2 separate regions of the Homo sapiens genome follow, and region 2 is linked to region 1. Evidence: chromatin loops called from intact Hi-C (ENCODE). Cell type or tissue: GM12878. All regions are shown on one strand.

Region 1 (8,000 bases):
TTCCCTAAAACAAATAAAATAGCACCACCCCTACCCATCATGCTTTATAAGTTTGTCCTATTCTATTTATTTCACAACTCATCACTTTCTGAAATTCTCTTTTCATTTATTTACTCTATGCCACTTTTTACTAAAATGTAAGGTCTATAAAATTTGCTTGCCTTATTTATCACTAGATCTTCAGTACCTAACACATAGTAGGTGTTCAATAAATTGTTATTGAATAAAAGAAGTAATTAAATGTATGAATACATCATTTATTGTTGTTGTTATTAGTACAATCACTTCTTGTGGTGAATGTTACTAAGTCCCCACCTGGTTCATCTGCATCACAATATTCTCCAGCTGTTTATGAATTTTTGAGGGTGTGCTCAGGAGTAACTTCCTCAGGTATTCTGACACAAGTTCTTCAGATTTGTGCCCTCTGGCTTCTTCAGAGTGAAGTCACTTGTGCAAAGCCACAGGCATTTGGTGTTAGTACTAGAGTTGGAATTCAAAGTCCATGCTCTTTGAATACATACTGTTCCCTCATAGCAAGTATTCAGATCCTATAAAAGTTCTAAGAAGAATTGGATTAATAGATAAGAAAGCTTTTTTCTACAAATGTAAATGTACTCAAGCATTGTGTGACTTTCATAAACAGCACTAAATCACTAAACTTTCCAACCCCTCTGATACACTATTTTAAGAAATGCCTCTTTACTTGGAATGTTACATTTCTAAAAACTACTTTGTAATCACCCTTCAAAAATGTTTGTTCAGGACAATAAAAACTGTTACTTTGGTATGTATTTTGATCTTAGAAAACACAACCTAGATTACATCCATTTAAGAATCAATTCAAAACTCCCTTTTTGAAAGGGATTGATAAATTTACATTGGTCCTGACAAGAAGCAAAAGAATATTTTTTATAGACAGGAAATTAGCATCAGTGTGGACCATGAGCTGAGACTCAAGAGTGGAGTCCTGATTCCAAAATGAAAAAAAAAGTTGTGAAAATGGAAGTAAACTTTGTCATGCTGTGATATGCAGGTGAAATTCCAGTGGGTTGCTAGTAGGTATTCAGGATGGCAAAGGAGATGCTCCCAAATGTATTCAACAACTCTTGAACCCCTCTCCCAATATGAGGATGCAAAAGAGTTGAGAGAGTAGAGAATAAAGGATCTTGTGAGGAGACCTTGGCAGAGAGCTGTGCTGTGAGCCTCACCCCCTCCACCAGCTTAATTATCAGTGAGGAGGAAGGAGGACCTCACACTGCTGCTCAGGGAGCCCATTACCCATGGAGTTGGGGGTAGTCGACCAGGGAATCCCTCCTGCCTAGGACACTAGAGGGTTAGAGAAGCTGGTGAACTGCTTTGAGGGAGCTGAAAGGGTCACACTTTTCACATCTGGTCACACACCAGATCACACCTCATTGTCTTCTGACTATAAAACCTACCACAACCACCACAGCTCAGGGAGACAGATTTGAGCATTTCCTCTCTGACTCACAATAAACTTTCCACACTGCAAAAACCTAGTGCTTCTGTGTTTGGTTTTCCCTTAAATGCAGGCAAAACGGACCCAGTTTGGTTCAGTAACAGACCCGCTCCACTAAGGTCATGTGGGGAAGCAGAGGGACCCCAGCAACGAGAGACTGGAGGAGGTTGCCTAGGGGCTTTCAAGTGACCATCAGAACATAGATACATTATTCTAGCGAAAGGGACCTGCAGGCGGTTGGAGCCACAAAAATTACCCACATGAGAAATAACAATCTTTGAATTCTACCAAGTACAGATCAAAAAGGTGCTTAGGGTGCCGCCAGTTCAAGTGACACCTTTCCTGCCCCATTCTCTTCCACTGCCCACAGGACAGTCTGGGAAAAGCAGAGGGAGGGGCAGACAAATCAACCTCACCACTGACCCCTTCACACTGTAGACTTCCTCCCAGGCAGCAGGGAAGAAGGACTGAAACTAAATCAAGTTCAGAGTTTTCATCTCTATCTCAAACAGAACATTCTACTTTCCAAATGAAGACAATGTTTTCACTGTATTCTCCCTGTAGGGCTCTCTGTTATCTTAGAGGGAATGAAAACATCATCAACTTGTCAAGTTTTCATCCAGAGTTAAGGAAAGATTATTTCTACTGAATAAAATTTAAAAAAAGAATGAAAGACAAAAACAATAAAAACAACACTGTATTTTGATTATGTCTTAACTCATGCTCATTGGCCTACTGGTTATGGCTATTTTCAGCCTGACCTAATCCTTATGCATATGCCAAGCCCATCTCAAGGGTGGGAGGTTTCATGTGGTTGTGATGTGCACGTCTGCAGAGCTGGACTGCCGGGTTTGACTCTGCTGCCACCACTTATTATCTGTGCAACCTTGAGAAATGTATTTTGCTTCTCTGTTCCTCATCTAAAATGAGGGTGCTAATAATAGTACCACCTTTATATTGTTGTGAGAATTAAATGACTTAATTCACGTAAAACGATGCTTCATTCATGTTGAGTGTTCTATAAATATTTGTTATCATAATCAATCACCCCACTTCACAAAAGCAATGCATACTACTTTAGGCTTTTAGTCTGGGACAAATTACTTCTGCCCTAGGGAGAGAAAAATTTTGTTTTCCCATTCTGTCCTCAGGCAGGCTTCCTAAAGGTATTTCCTACCCAAAATTAACTTCTTCTCAGGACAGTAATTATGGAACCATCAATTCCCTACAGGAGAAGCTCTACTTTGAGCTCTAGGGGTAAATTCTTCTCATGGTTCTATGCTATTTTGAGAGGTGCTATTTCCCAAAGCCTGAGTTATCTGATCATAATCCTTTTAAGTGTATTTTATTGAACCTGCACTTCATTCAAATGCCCATGCTTATGTTAAAGTACATCAATAAACCATTATATTCGAATCTCTCTGATATATTCTGAATTTTTGAACCCTTTTTTTTTCCTTTGGTTTGTTTTACTAAATACATATAGCATATGTTCACAATGATAGTAATTTGACTTCAACAAAAATATTGCAGTTTAATTACGGAGGACTTTTTGTTATATTTGAATAAAATGTATTAAAAGCCAAGCAATATGCTCAAGGGATCAAAATTGTTACAATAGGTAGAGTTTGTATTTTCAAGGAGCAAAGTAACGTGGATTATTATAATAATTATTGTTATTTGAATAACTAAAAGCTATCTATTTTTTATTTGGCCTTTTAGTTTGGTAATTGCTGTAAATGCTTATTTCTAACTCTCCCTTTGGTACATCATCCTTAGAGAATTAACAACACCTAGTTTTTATAATTTCACTAAGCTTGAGTGTCAAAATTTTCTAGTCACATAGTTTGAGAAAATTATGAAATAAGCAGTAAACTGATTAGAATAATTATAAATTTTATTTTGGAGTAGATGCATATTTTTAGGGAAAGGGGACGCTTAAGAATGTATGTAGGCTGGCCAGACACAGTGGCTCAGGCCTGTAATCCTAGGACTTTGGGAGGCTGGGGTAGGAGGATTGCTCAAAGCCAGGAGTTCAAGACCAGCCTGGGCAACATAGCAAGACCCTGTTCCAAAAAAAAATTTTGTTTTTAATTATATGGGCATAGTGGCACATACTTGTAGTCCTAACTACTCAGGAGGTTGAAGCAAGAGGATAGTTTGAGCCCAGGAGTTTGAGGCTTCAGTGAGCTATGATTGCACGGCTGCAGTCCAGCCTGAGCAACAGGGCAAGACCCTGCCTCAAACAGCAACAACAACAAAGTACGTAGGCTAAGGGGAAAAGGTTAAAAATCTTTCTCTTGTCTGAAAAGCCAAAATAAAGACAATTATTAATAGGTTATGGGAAGTAAGATGAGATTCAAAAATCCCCCATACATATGAACAAAGCCACAAACACCAATGCGTTTCTGTGTTCTCCAGTTGAGCAGGACTCCAACATGACTCAGGTAGCCTATCATAGCTCTAATTTCCCAGATGTCTCATGCACTCCAAGAGTTCCGAACACTGTGTGAAAGGGAAGTGTCAGCCACTGCTTGGGGGCATAAAACAGCCAATCTCAGTGATGAAGCAGTCTTCAGGCATGGATTTACCCCCTACGTAATTGAGAATTTGTTTGAGAAGTTATCTATTAGAAAATGTGCTATAATTACTGGGGGTTGTGTGTGTTAAGGAAATTGTCGGGGACCTTGGAATTGCTAGCTGATGACACAACTGGAGAAAGCTATCTTCTCTGTTCTGAATTTTTGTTCATTAAGCAGCCGAAACTACTGATTCATTGTGTATGATTAGGGCATGCAAATAGAGTCATGAATAAAGAGTGCTAAAGATGACCCAGACATTTTTCTTATTAGTGCAGATCTCAAAACATATTCTTTTATGTCTCTACACCATAAGCAATTAGGGTGTATATGCAACATATACCACAAACAATTGCCACTGCCACATAGGATAGACTAGAGGATTTTTACTCTGTGTTCTATTTCACGGCTCAAAATGATTAGAATATTGCTATGCCCTTGTTATGGAAAAAAATTAAATCATACTTCTGCATAAGTTTTATTAAGTAAATTTGCTAAAACCTGATTAATAAGATAGTTTGCCCTCCAAAGTTGAAGACTTAAAAATAGTTTCATTGCTCTACTTTGTGCTTTTGAGGCAAGAGCTAGAACATTAAAGTTGTTCAAAAATAATTTAACAAAAATTTCAGTTTGTTACAAAAATATACCCTTGAAATAGCTTTTAAAAGTCAAGAAGTCTTCCTATATAAATATTTTATTAATGCCACTGTCACACAAATTTTTTCTTTTCTTTTTTTCTTTTTTTTTTGAGACAGAGTCTCACTGTGTTGCCTGGGCTGGAGTGCAGTGATCTCGGCTCACCGCAACCTCTGCCTCCCAGGTTCACGCCATTCTCCTGTCTCAGCCTCCCAAGTAGCTGGGACTACAGGCGCCCGCCACCACGCCCAGCTAATTTTTTGTATTTTTAGTAGAGACGCGGTTTCACTGTGTTAGCCAGGAGGGTCTTGATCTCCTGACCTTGCGACCTCATGATCTGCCCGCCTCGGCCTCCCAAAATGCTGGGATTACAGGCATGAGCCACTGCGCCCGGCCAAATAAAAAATTTTATTATCCAATGTTCAACTTCTAGCTGCAATGACAGACATGAAGGAAGAAAAACTACTTCATCCAAATTTAGTACATATCAAACACAAATTCCCACAAAAAAGGAAAAATTGGCAGTGTATTTGAATTATTTCAAAATAGCATTTCAAAGTTTTATTAAACTTTATGAGCACAAAACATGCTGACCCAGAAAACAATATACCAGGATCCCATGGGAAGGATTTATATGTTTATTATTACATTTGTTAATCACAGTCTGGGGAAATATAATTGCCATTTTCTTAAAAAATAGAGATTAGAGTTGTAAAACAAAGTAACTTATAAATCTTTGGATAAATAAAGGTTTAATGTGACAGAAAACCAAGTGCAGTCCTTTGTTGTTGTTTCCAGCTCTACCCCTCATTCATGTCAAATTGAGCAGTCACTTATGCTGTTTTTCAATTTTCCCATCTGCAAAATGAGGAGAAAGGCTTTGCTGTCTCATGGGAATACTGTATTATGTTGCTTCCTCTCCAGTTCTTAAAACTAAGACTGAAACCAAGGCTGCTACTTCCTTGGTGTGATTCATGATTTGAGAGGTTTTGCAAGGGTACTACACCCTAAAATATTTTACTCATTATCACGGGTATCATCCCCAGGGGCTCAAAGCAAATAGGTTATCTAGAAGTCTCCCACATTGTATCACCATCACCTGTTCTTACTTTTCTTTTTTAATCAAGAAATAGTTTAATCATGAGAAAAAATCCAGGGGACAATGTCACAGCAGAAAATGGCAAAATTACACTGGCATCTGTGTTCACAATGAGAGGGAAAGTTGACAGATTCTGGAGGCACATTTTTCCCATTTAAGAATTTTGCCGAAAGCTGTTCATGCTTGAAACGTGAGCCTAGAACTCTAGAATTCTATACACCATTAGACTAAACTGAGCAAATGAAATAAACATTATGGAGCCTCTCCTATGTGCCAGGCATCATGTCAGGCTCTGAAGAATTTTTTTAAAAACTACATACAATAACACAAAGATGAATAAGATACAGTGGTTGCCCATGAGGAACTCGATATGCTATAGCAGTTCAACTTCAAAACATTCAAGGAAGACTATTCTGAAGTAGAAAGGTGGTTACCAGAGGATGGGGGTGAAGGGGTGGAATATTGACCAAAGGGTACAAACCTGTAGTTGTAAGATGATTAGTTCTGGAGACTTAATGTATAGTATGGTAAAAATTAATAGTAATGTGTTGTATATGGGTAATTTGCTAAAAGAGTAGGTCTCAAGTGTTCTTACTACCCACACACACAAACGGTAACTATACGTGGTGATGGATATGTTAATTAACTTGATGTAATTATTTTACAATGTATACATATATCAAAACATCACGTTATACACCTTTAATGTATGCAATTTTAATTTGTCAATTATACCTCAGTAAAGCTAGGGGGTAGGAAAGAAAAAATATTTCATTTGTTTACTTGAGATTGTTTATAAAGTGTTTTTGGTTAATTTACTACTAGGAAAACAAAGGTATGAAAAATCATTCCCCACCTTAGCTAAGATTTAGGAGTTTTCTTTTTGTTGGGAATCCTGGAAGCATTCTTCTCTTCCTATTTCTTCCCTTAAAAGCTAAAATTTCAAAGTACATTTTTGCTACAAGATGTAAAAATGTAGTCAATTGGTTTTATATTCAATAAACAGCACAGCATGACAATAAGCAAAATGCGCAGTTTAGCTCTGCCATACATCCTTTATCCAGAGACAAAATTGATTCCAATTCAAGTTAGACTTCCCGCTGGGGAAGCGACCCTCCTGTCATTTCTCGTGTTACTAGGGGCTGTGGAGAAGTAGCTGAAGGGACCGTTTCTGCCAGGTAAGAGCAGAAGCAAAGAGACGGTCCAATGCCCAGATCTGCTTTCTTTGCTTCTGTTGCTCCTGTTAAAACTTGGAGTTCTTATGCCTACAGACTGATTCACCCATCTTGCCGATGCAGCTATATTTTAAAGATATCACTGGCTATTGGGTGTAATACATGGGCACACAGGATATAAAAGTCTAATCCGGCTCTTGTAAAATCAGTTTTTAAATTTTGACTTCTATGTATTATGCTACTTAGAAATTTTAGTAGACTCTGTGAAAAAAATAAGTTGCTTTTGGAGAGAAACTAGAAATATAATCTGACTAGAACTAGGAGACTACTACTTCTAAAAATGTTTACTTAATTCATTTGTTGGAAATTGAGAAAAAAATAGCTCAAAAAGATGGCAGCCTCCAGTAATGTCAAAATTGTTAGAAAGAATGATTTTTTGAACAATTCACCAGCAAACACACTTGCTTTATTGTAAGCCTCCTTAAAATCTAGATTTCCAAAAATGATCTAAGGCTGATATGTCTTGCAAATTCTCTTTTATATACAGATCTTTATCTGCCCCAAAACTTTCTTAGGATGAGGTAGAAGAAAAGATAAAAATAATAAATGTGGTTGTCTCCTGAGACTTTTAGTTTCTCTTCATTCTTACTTGATCAGAAACCTCACAGGGGCTCCTTTCCCAATGTTATTTCAGTTTAAGTATTTCCATGTCCAGTTCCAGCTGGAAGCAGGCACTGTGGAGCCATGTGAAAAATCAACAAGAACACGCAAAATTAGCCCTTGATTTTTGAACCTTAAAAAGGCTCGGGTCACGGCTGAGTTTATTCAGAATTTCTTATGAGTCCCACAAGATCAACAGTGTCACTCTCCACCAGGGTGCCCTTAGCCTCAAACATCTATTTTTCACATTTAATCACAGCCTCATTTGCTCTCTTGCCTCTGACTCATTGATTCTCCAGAGGGAAGGGAATCTAAATCCTTAGGGACTTTAGATATATTTTAGTTGCAAAAGAAAAAAAAAAAGCCTAGAT
Region 2 (8,000 bases), 93 kb after region 1:
AGGAAGAAGAGAAGATAGGGAAAGGGAAGGGAAGGAAAAATTTTGTGTGCATCAGCTATTGAAATGTCAGGGTAAGATACATCTGGTCCTCTTAATAATGATGTATCTTAGGAAAATTACATCACCTTCTCCCAGCTTCCTTTCACTAAGAGAAGTAGAGCAGAGTAAATCATTGCCCAATCTTTAGAATCAGACTACTGGATTCAGATGCTACTCTACTTATCAATGTAAGATCTTAGTCCAGTTACTTGACCTCTCTGTAATTCAATATCCTCATTTAAAAGCGGGGGAAAGTGGCCGGGTGCTCACGCCTGTGATCCCAGCACTTCGGGATTACAGGTCAGGAGGCAGGCGGATCAAGATGTCAAGAGATCAAGACCAGCCTGGCTAACACGGTGAAACCCTGTCTCCACTAAAAATACAAAAAATTAGCCAGGCGTGGTGGCAAGTGCCTGTAGTCCCAGCTATTCAGGAGGCTGAAGCAGGAGAATCACTTGAACCCGGGAGGCGGAGGTTGCAGCGAGTGGAGATCGTGCCACTGCACTCTGGCGTGGGCGACAGAACAAGACTCCAGCTCAAAAAAAGAAAAAAAAAAGCGGGAGGAGTGAGTAATATTAATATCTATGTAAAGTTCTTGTAAAGATTACATGCCAAAAGTACTTGGAACAATATTGACATTTGGCAGACACACAGTGTTAGTTCTTCAATTAATACCAGTAGGCACCGTCTATGTGTTACGGATGATAATAACATGAAAAAACACTGCTCTCTTTTCGTTGCTTGGAATACAGAGAGGAAAGGCTAGGCCATATTGGAAGCCAGTGCACATATGAGTCCATCCAGGTAGATGGCACAGCCCTGGGTTTGTAGAGTCTACACCCAATAGATAAAATTCTAAGCCAAAGAGTAAGCAGTGCTTGAATTGCAATGAAGAGTTTGCTAGTATGTGTGTGACTTTTCAAGTGCTTTCAACATACTAGGATCTCAGTACATACGTTTTGATCAATGTAGTAACAAAATTATAGTGTAGCATATTTGGGCACAAATTCTGGTTTGCCAGCCATGTGATGCTAGACAAAAACTTCAATCTTCCATTTTCTCATCTGAGAATATGTGGACTTGAATATCTAATTTGCACTGTTGTAAGAGTTAGAAATAGAATTTATATAGTACTTAATAATACCTGGAGCAAAGTAGGTGTTGAGTAGATAATAGATGTTATTATTATGGTCTGAGAATATCTATCTAAGCTGGCTTGTTTTAAAATTTAAAAAAATAATTCAACTTCATGAGTACTACTATTTGCAAAGAAACCTTATGATTTAATGTAAGTTTAAACACAGGACTAAGAAGCAAGAGTTTCAGTTCTTTCTAATTTTAGCTCTGTTGCCAACTTCTTTAGAGCCCTTCAAAAAGTCACTTAATCAAATGAAATATTTGTTAATAATAATAGTCTGTAGCCAGAGTGTTATTACAACATCCACTTGCAGAACAATTTACTGTGATTGTGCATGAACTACGTTTAAAATTCTTAGACTTCTGTTTGGTGTTCCGTGAAGTCATAAACCTGGGAACTTTCTCAGGACATTCACCTGCGAAGTTGGAGTTTTGTCTAGTTCCTCAGCATGCTCTGTTCCTATGTGCTTGCATTCCATGGTCGGCCCACACATTTTCTTGTCTCTTTTTTTTTTTTTAACCTCCTCTCCCAAAGGTTTTTAAAAGATTAGACAGGGTGGTCCTTAATCAACATTTGCATTGGTTGACTGAAAGGAATAGGAACTACAGTGACTTTTTCCCTGATATTCCATAGTCAGTTAGCTCTTTGTCTTAGATTAACCCCGGTTGATGCACCAAACTTCCTCCTATAAGTGACTTTAGGGCACACTCACCCCATCCTTCTAACAAGAAATGTTTCTACCCAGTCTGAATTCCAAGAGCATCTTATCTCTAAACACTTGAGGTATATATAATTTTCTACCCCACATTATAATGATATCTCTTCCCTCTAAGATTATAAATTCCACAAAGAATCAACAATATCTTTACAGCTTCATAGGCTAAATGTAATACTTTATAATAAATTATGATAGAAAAATAAAGAGAAAGCCTATATTGGGATTTTTCATGTCTAGGTGTCTTCGTTCATGTTGCTGTAACAAAATACCCAAGACTGGATAATTTATAAAGAACAGAAATTTATTTCTCACAGTTCCGGAGGCTGAAAGTTCAAGATTAAGGCACCAGCAGGTTCAGCATCTGGTGAGGGCTAGTCTCTGCTTCCAACAGGTGTGCCTTGTTGCTGCATCCTCACATGGCGGAAGGCAGAAGGGCAAAAGGGACAGAAGGGGCCTAGCTGGTTCCCTTTAGCCCTTTTATAAGAACACTAAGCCTATTCTAAAGGTAGACAAGACCGATTAATCACGTCCTAAGGGCCCTGTTGCAGAACCCCAAATTCAGGCTCCTGTACCTCATGCGCAGCTGAAATCAAACCAAACTTGGAATCAAACTCCAATCAAAACTTGGAGATGCTTAGTGATAGAGAAAAATGTATTCGATTCGGCCCAAGTGAGGAGGCAAGAGGGCAAAATCTCTCAGATCCATTTGAACAAAGAGATGAAGCAGGGAGTTTTTATGTGGTTAGCAAGTAACAGAGGGGGAGTTTCAGGTAACAGAGGGGAAAATCTGTGTTTCTTCAGTCTCAGATAACAACTTGAGCAACCAGACTTCTGGGCATCATCAGCTGGTTGCAATGTCTTAAAAGCATTCATTCCTTTCTGCAAAATTTTCAATGGCCTTGAAGTTATCTCCCCATACTTGACAAAGAAACAGTAGTACATAAGCAATTTATAATTATGTTGTGGGAACAAGCAAGTAATTAACATGTGCAAGCAGGCAAGGGCCTAATCTGAATTTTCGTTATTTCAGTCACTAAAAATGCTAGGGTATGGAATTCTCAAGGATCCTACCTCTTAATACTATCACACTGGGGTTTAAGTTCCAACATATGGGGGACAGATTCAGACGACAGCACTGGGATAATTTTTAAATTCAGGACCATAGTTTTCTAGCTGTTTAAAAAATACCAATATGATTTCAAAATACCAGTGTAATTACATACTGTTGGCTTATTTTTATCCTAATATTATTATACCTCTGGTTGTAGGACTTATCATTTTATTTCAAACTGATAAGTTAATAAGACAACATTTTATTTCGATTTAATGGGCTAGAAAACATATAAAAAACTACTTATAGAGAGGTCTTGAAAATTTAATGGTAAATCTTATATAGTATATCATGAGAGTACACATATATAAATATAGGGCTAGCCCTGAGAAATATTTTAGAGTTCATTATGTTCTTTTTTTTTTTTAAGCAACTTTTTTTTATATATATACTTTATGTTCTGGGATACATATACAGAAAGTGCAGGTTTGTTACATAGGTATACACGTGCCATGGTGGTTTGCTGCACCCATCAACCCCTTGTCTACATTAGGTATTTCTCCTAATGCTATTCCTCTAGCCCCGCACCCCCTGACAGGCCCCAGTGTGTGATGTGGCCCTCCCTGTGTCCATGAGCTCTCGTTGTTCAGCTCCCACTTATAAGTGAGAACATGCAGTGTTTGGTTTTCTGTTCCTGTGTTAGTTTGCTGAGAATGATGGTTTCCAGCTTCATCCATGTCCCTGCAAAGGACATGAACTCATCCTTTTTATGGCTGCATAGCAGTCCATGGTGTATATGTGCCACATTTTGTTTTTCCAGTCTATCATTGATGGGCATTTGGGTTGATTCCAAGTCTCTGCTATTGTGAACAGTGCTGCAATAAACATACGTGTGCATGTGTCTTTACAGCAGAATGATTTATAATCCTTTGGGTATATACCCAGTAATGGGATTGCTGGGTCAAATAGTATTGCTAGTTCTAGATCCTTGTGCATATCCTACAATTCAGTAATGCCATTCCTAAACCAGAGAAATTCATGCACATCTATACCAGAAAGCACATAGGAGAATATTCATAGAAGCATTGTTCATTTAAAAAAATAGAGAAAAGAAACATTTGGGGTGACCCAGCATCAGGGGAATGGATAAATGGCACCCAGGTACTTCAGCTCAAAGACATTTGCTGTAGCCAGGCGGGGGTATAAAGCCTTTTCTGTTTGTTTAGGGACTGGCTGAGGTGTCTGGCTTGGGGGAACACTGGATGATCAGAGGCCACATGTGGAATTGGCAATCCGCTGGTCCCCCACAAATGTACAGTGGGTGCTGGTGAGGCTGCATATATAAACAGCTGTGAAGGCCAGTCAGTGAAAGTGAAACTTGTATCTTTTCACCTTGGCACTGGCTGCTTGGCTCCCTGCTTATACACTGTGTATGTATCTCCCATACCTGAATACATTCTAGGGGTGGATATTTTACACAGCTTGGCACTGTGATGTCTATCACAGACTTGACGGACCGCTTGACAGAACTGGGACAGTACCATTATGTGATGGACTTGGCTAATGCATTCTTTTCAAGAGAGCCAGGAACAGTTTGCCTTCATGGGAGGGCGACAATGGACTTTCACAGTGTTGTTGCAGGGCTATGTGCACATAGCCCCACCATACATCATGGTCTTGTTGATGACGTTATATTAACCTCTGATTCTCTTGCAGATTTAGAAGCAGCAACACCCCTCTTGCCTGGGATTGGGATGATGCAGCAAAGACCACCTTCCTGGCAGCAAGTGGGCTATTCAGCAGGCACAAGCCCTATGGGTAGTTGACCAGGGGCACCCATTTGAATTGGATGGGCATGTGACCAAGACGGTTTTGGCTGGGGCCTCTGGCAGCACACAGAGCACTTTAGAATGCAAGTAGGCTTTTGGTCCCAACTACAGAAGGGAGCTGAGCTCTAGTATATCTTGATAGAGAAAGAGCTAGCAGCTGTATATGCTGCCCTTCAGGCTCATGAGAGCGTGACAGCATGGGCTACGGCTGTCATGTGGATGACTTACCAGATAGCAGGATGGGTGTGCTCATGGATAATGATCCCCAAGACTGGGACAGTGCAGACATCCACTTTAGCAAAGTGGGGCACCTACTTAGAGCAGCAGAGTACACTCAGTCCAAGTCCCTTAGCAGCAGAGCTGCAAGAGGTCTTGGGACCTGTAGTCCTAATGCAAGATAAGGCCAAGGGGCCTGAGACACCCCTAGACCCTGAGCCATCACCATTTAAGGAAGGGTATCCTCAATTCCTAACATGGCATGGTATACAAATGGGTCTAGCTGAGGTGCTAGTGCTGCCTGGACCACTGTCGCAGTCCAACCTAGTACTGACACCATATGGTTTGAAACTGGATGTGGACAAAGTAGCCAATTGGATGAACTTAGAGCAATATGGGTGGTGATCACCAAGTGTTGGGGTGATCAGACCCAACACTAGGCCTTGGAGGCTACGAAGTCTGGCAGAGTCAAAGGAATGAGAAAAGACAAGAGTGAAAGTGGGACCAGGGGGCCAACACTAGTATGGAGGCTGCAAAGGCCCTGAGCTCTGGAAGCCTGCACTATTTATTGGTGATCAAACAAAGAAACAGGTGGTGAGGATGTGGGGGTTGAAAGGTAGCGGTGCATCAACGCGTGACTTATAGCTGTGACAGTTTAGCATTTTCTTTGAAGCATATGGAACACGTTCTGCTACTTGAGATGACAGGAAACATGTTCTTCTAGTTTAGGATACAATCGTTCTAGGAGCCTGGGAATGCTAGAAGCAAGGAGCCAGCAAGTCTAGACACATTCCAGAGGCCACAAGGGTGGGGGGGTGGGGGGTGGTTTATGCCCTGAGCCCTGGATTCCATCCAAGCCATGAGGGGTTTTATACCCTGGGCTTAGATTGTGGTGCGGCAGGGCAGCCTTCCACCCTTTGGCACAGAGCTTGGTGTTCCAAAAACCATGAGGGGTTTTAGACCCTGGACCCCGGATATGTTCCAAGACTCTTTTACATTATGTCAGACATGCAAGCCCTGCCTCAGCTCTTTCCCCAACACTCAGCTTTTCCCCAACACCAAGGAGGTGACACCTATGGTAATCTGCACCAATAGCTGGGCAGTTTATCAAGGCTTAACCTTGGGGTTAACTACCTGGAAGTTACAGAATTGGCTAGTTGGCCACCAGTCCAAGTAGGGCTGTATTTCAAGGTTGGACCTGGTGCTCCAAACCTTAAATAAGCTGCCACGGAAAGGTAGCTGGCCCTGGGGAAAGCACTGTTGCACCAGGCCACCACCCCCTTTCAGTTACAGATACACACCAAGGATAACCTTCTCCAATCAGGTATGGAGACAAATGGTAATGTTACCTGTCCCCTGGCTGACCCATAGCTTCCGTGATGGATGGGGCTGGTTAGTAGGAGAGCATGTGGTACCCCCACCACAGACACCCCAAAGTATAAAGCAACCCTGGGGTAACATCACCATGGGCTTGTTGCCTGCCATAACCTGGAGTTGTTGCTTCCTGTATTACCGCACTGGCCTCTGCGTCCAGGGTTCTGCCCTGTGAGCATGTGTCCCCACTAGAAGAACTCCCTCAGCCTAGGGGTTAGAACGTAAAGCCTATATGTCAGAACTGTGTGTCCAGGGCCTGTGTGCCAAGCCTGTGTATCAGGCCTGTGTGACCAGATTTATGTAGCAGGCTTATGTGTCAAGCTTGTGTGTTGGGCCTGTGTGCCCAGAGGCTAATGTATATGTCAAGTCTGTGTGCCTAGAGCTTATGTATAAAGCCTATGTGTCAGGCCTGTGTGTCCGAGGCCTGTGTGCTCAGAGCCTATGTATAAGGCCTATGTGTCAGACCTGTGTGTCTGGGGCCTGTGTGCCAAGCCTGTGTATCAGGTCTGCGTGCCCAGACTTATGTATCAGGCTTATGTGTCAAGCTTGTGTGTTGGGCCTGTGTGCCCAGAGGCTTATGTATGTTTCAGGCCTGTGTGCCTAGAGCCTATGTATAAAGCCTGTGTATTGGACCTGTGTGTCCAGGGCCTGTATGCCCAGAGCCTATGTCTCAGGCTTATGTGTCAAGCGTGTGTTGGGCCTGTATGCTCAAAACCTATGTATCAGGCCTATATGTCAGACCTGTGGATCCAAGGCCTATGTCTCCCTCGGCCTAGTGGGTGGAGTGTAAGGAAAATGGATGTGCTGTGGGTCAAGAACAGGCCAAAGTAAACATCCATTTAAACATGACTCAGTGAGTTTGCAGTGCAGGTGCACAACTCTGTTCATTACAAAACCTATTTATGTAAGCTCATACTTGGCTCTGAGCCACTATTGTCTGTAAATGGTATAACTGTCCTGCTGATACTGTGCATGGGGCTCACACCCAGAGAGAGTGAGTAAAGCTGCTGACCCTGTCAGGGAGAGCCGGCTGCCTTGCAGGCAGACAGGGGGGATCCAGGAACCAGCAAGTACACCAGGGAGTACAGTACAGATGTGGGAGAAGCAGGAGCCACAGAGCCAGGTGCTGAGAGGGGCTACAGCTAGAGTGGGCAGCCAAGACAAAGGTAGATGGAGAGAGAGAAAGAGCACAATAAAACCATATTTCATCTGCCTACGCCCCCCCAAGTGTTCTTTCAGCTACCCACTACCCATCCACCCTCTTCTCTCAGACCTCAGCTTGGGCTGGAACCTGACACTTGGCATGACAACATCATATTTGATGCGAGCCTGACAATAGAGGTACCCTGAAAAGAGGGCACCTCAGGGAATGTTTAAAGTGCAACCATTCCTCCTTATAGCCATCATTTCACCATGATCTATGTCATACCAAATAACATGAACTCTATCCACAGGAAATCTATCTACGGGAACCACTGGCTCCCTGAGTGTTGCAGGGAACCAGGAGAAGTTTTCAGGTTTGAAGAGAAAAGGATTGTGTAGTAAGCAAATAGAGGAGATTATGGGAATGAGGGTGAGCAGGTAAAACATTCTTCTGATTTTAACAAGGAAATTAATAACCATACCCATTAAACA

Evidence for each region. Peaks named below come from ENCODE experiments on the same cell type or tissue, not always from the same donor. Only the 100,000 strongest peaks of a DNase experiment are listed, where the experiment ranks them.
Region 2: a loop joins it to region 1, with 2.0 times the contacts of the local background. A loop is called at or near these places in 2 of 110 quality-filtered maps.

Annotation. Positions count from the first base shown.
Region 1 is chr12:63,301,071-63,309,070 of GRCh38, forward strand. The region is part of intron 1 of LINC03056 (long intergenic non-protein coding RNA 3056); the gene reads right to left. Among named protein-coding and RNA genes, the nearest start is that of LINC03056, 69 kb to the right of the region's middle. In GM12878, no CTCF peak of the experiment used is centred here; DNase peaks (open chromatin) are centred at 1,421 and 3,903.
Region 2 is chr12:63,393,683-63,401,682 of GRCh38, forward strand. No RefSeq gene overlaps it. Among named protein-coding and RNA genes, the nearest start is that of LINC03056, 24 kb to the left of the region's middle. In GM12878, no CTCF peak of the experiment used is centred here; no DNase peak of the experiment used is centred here.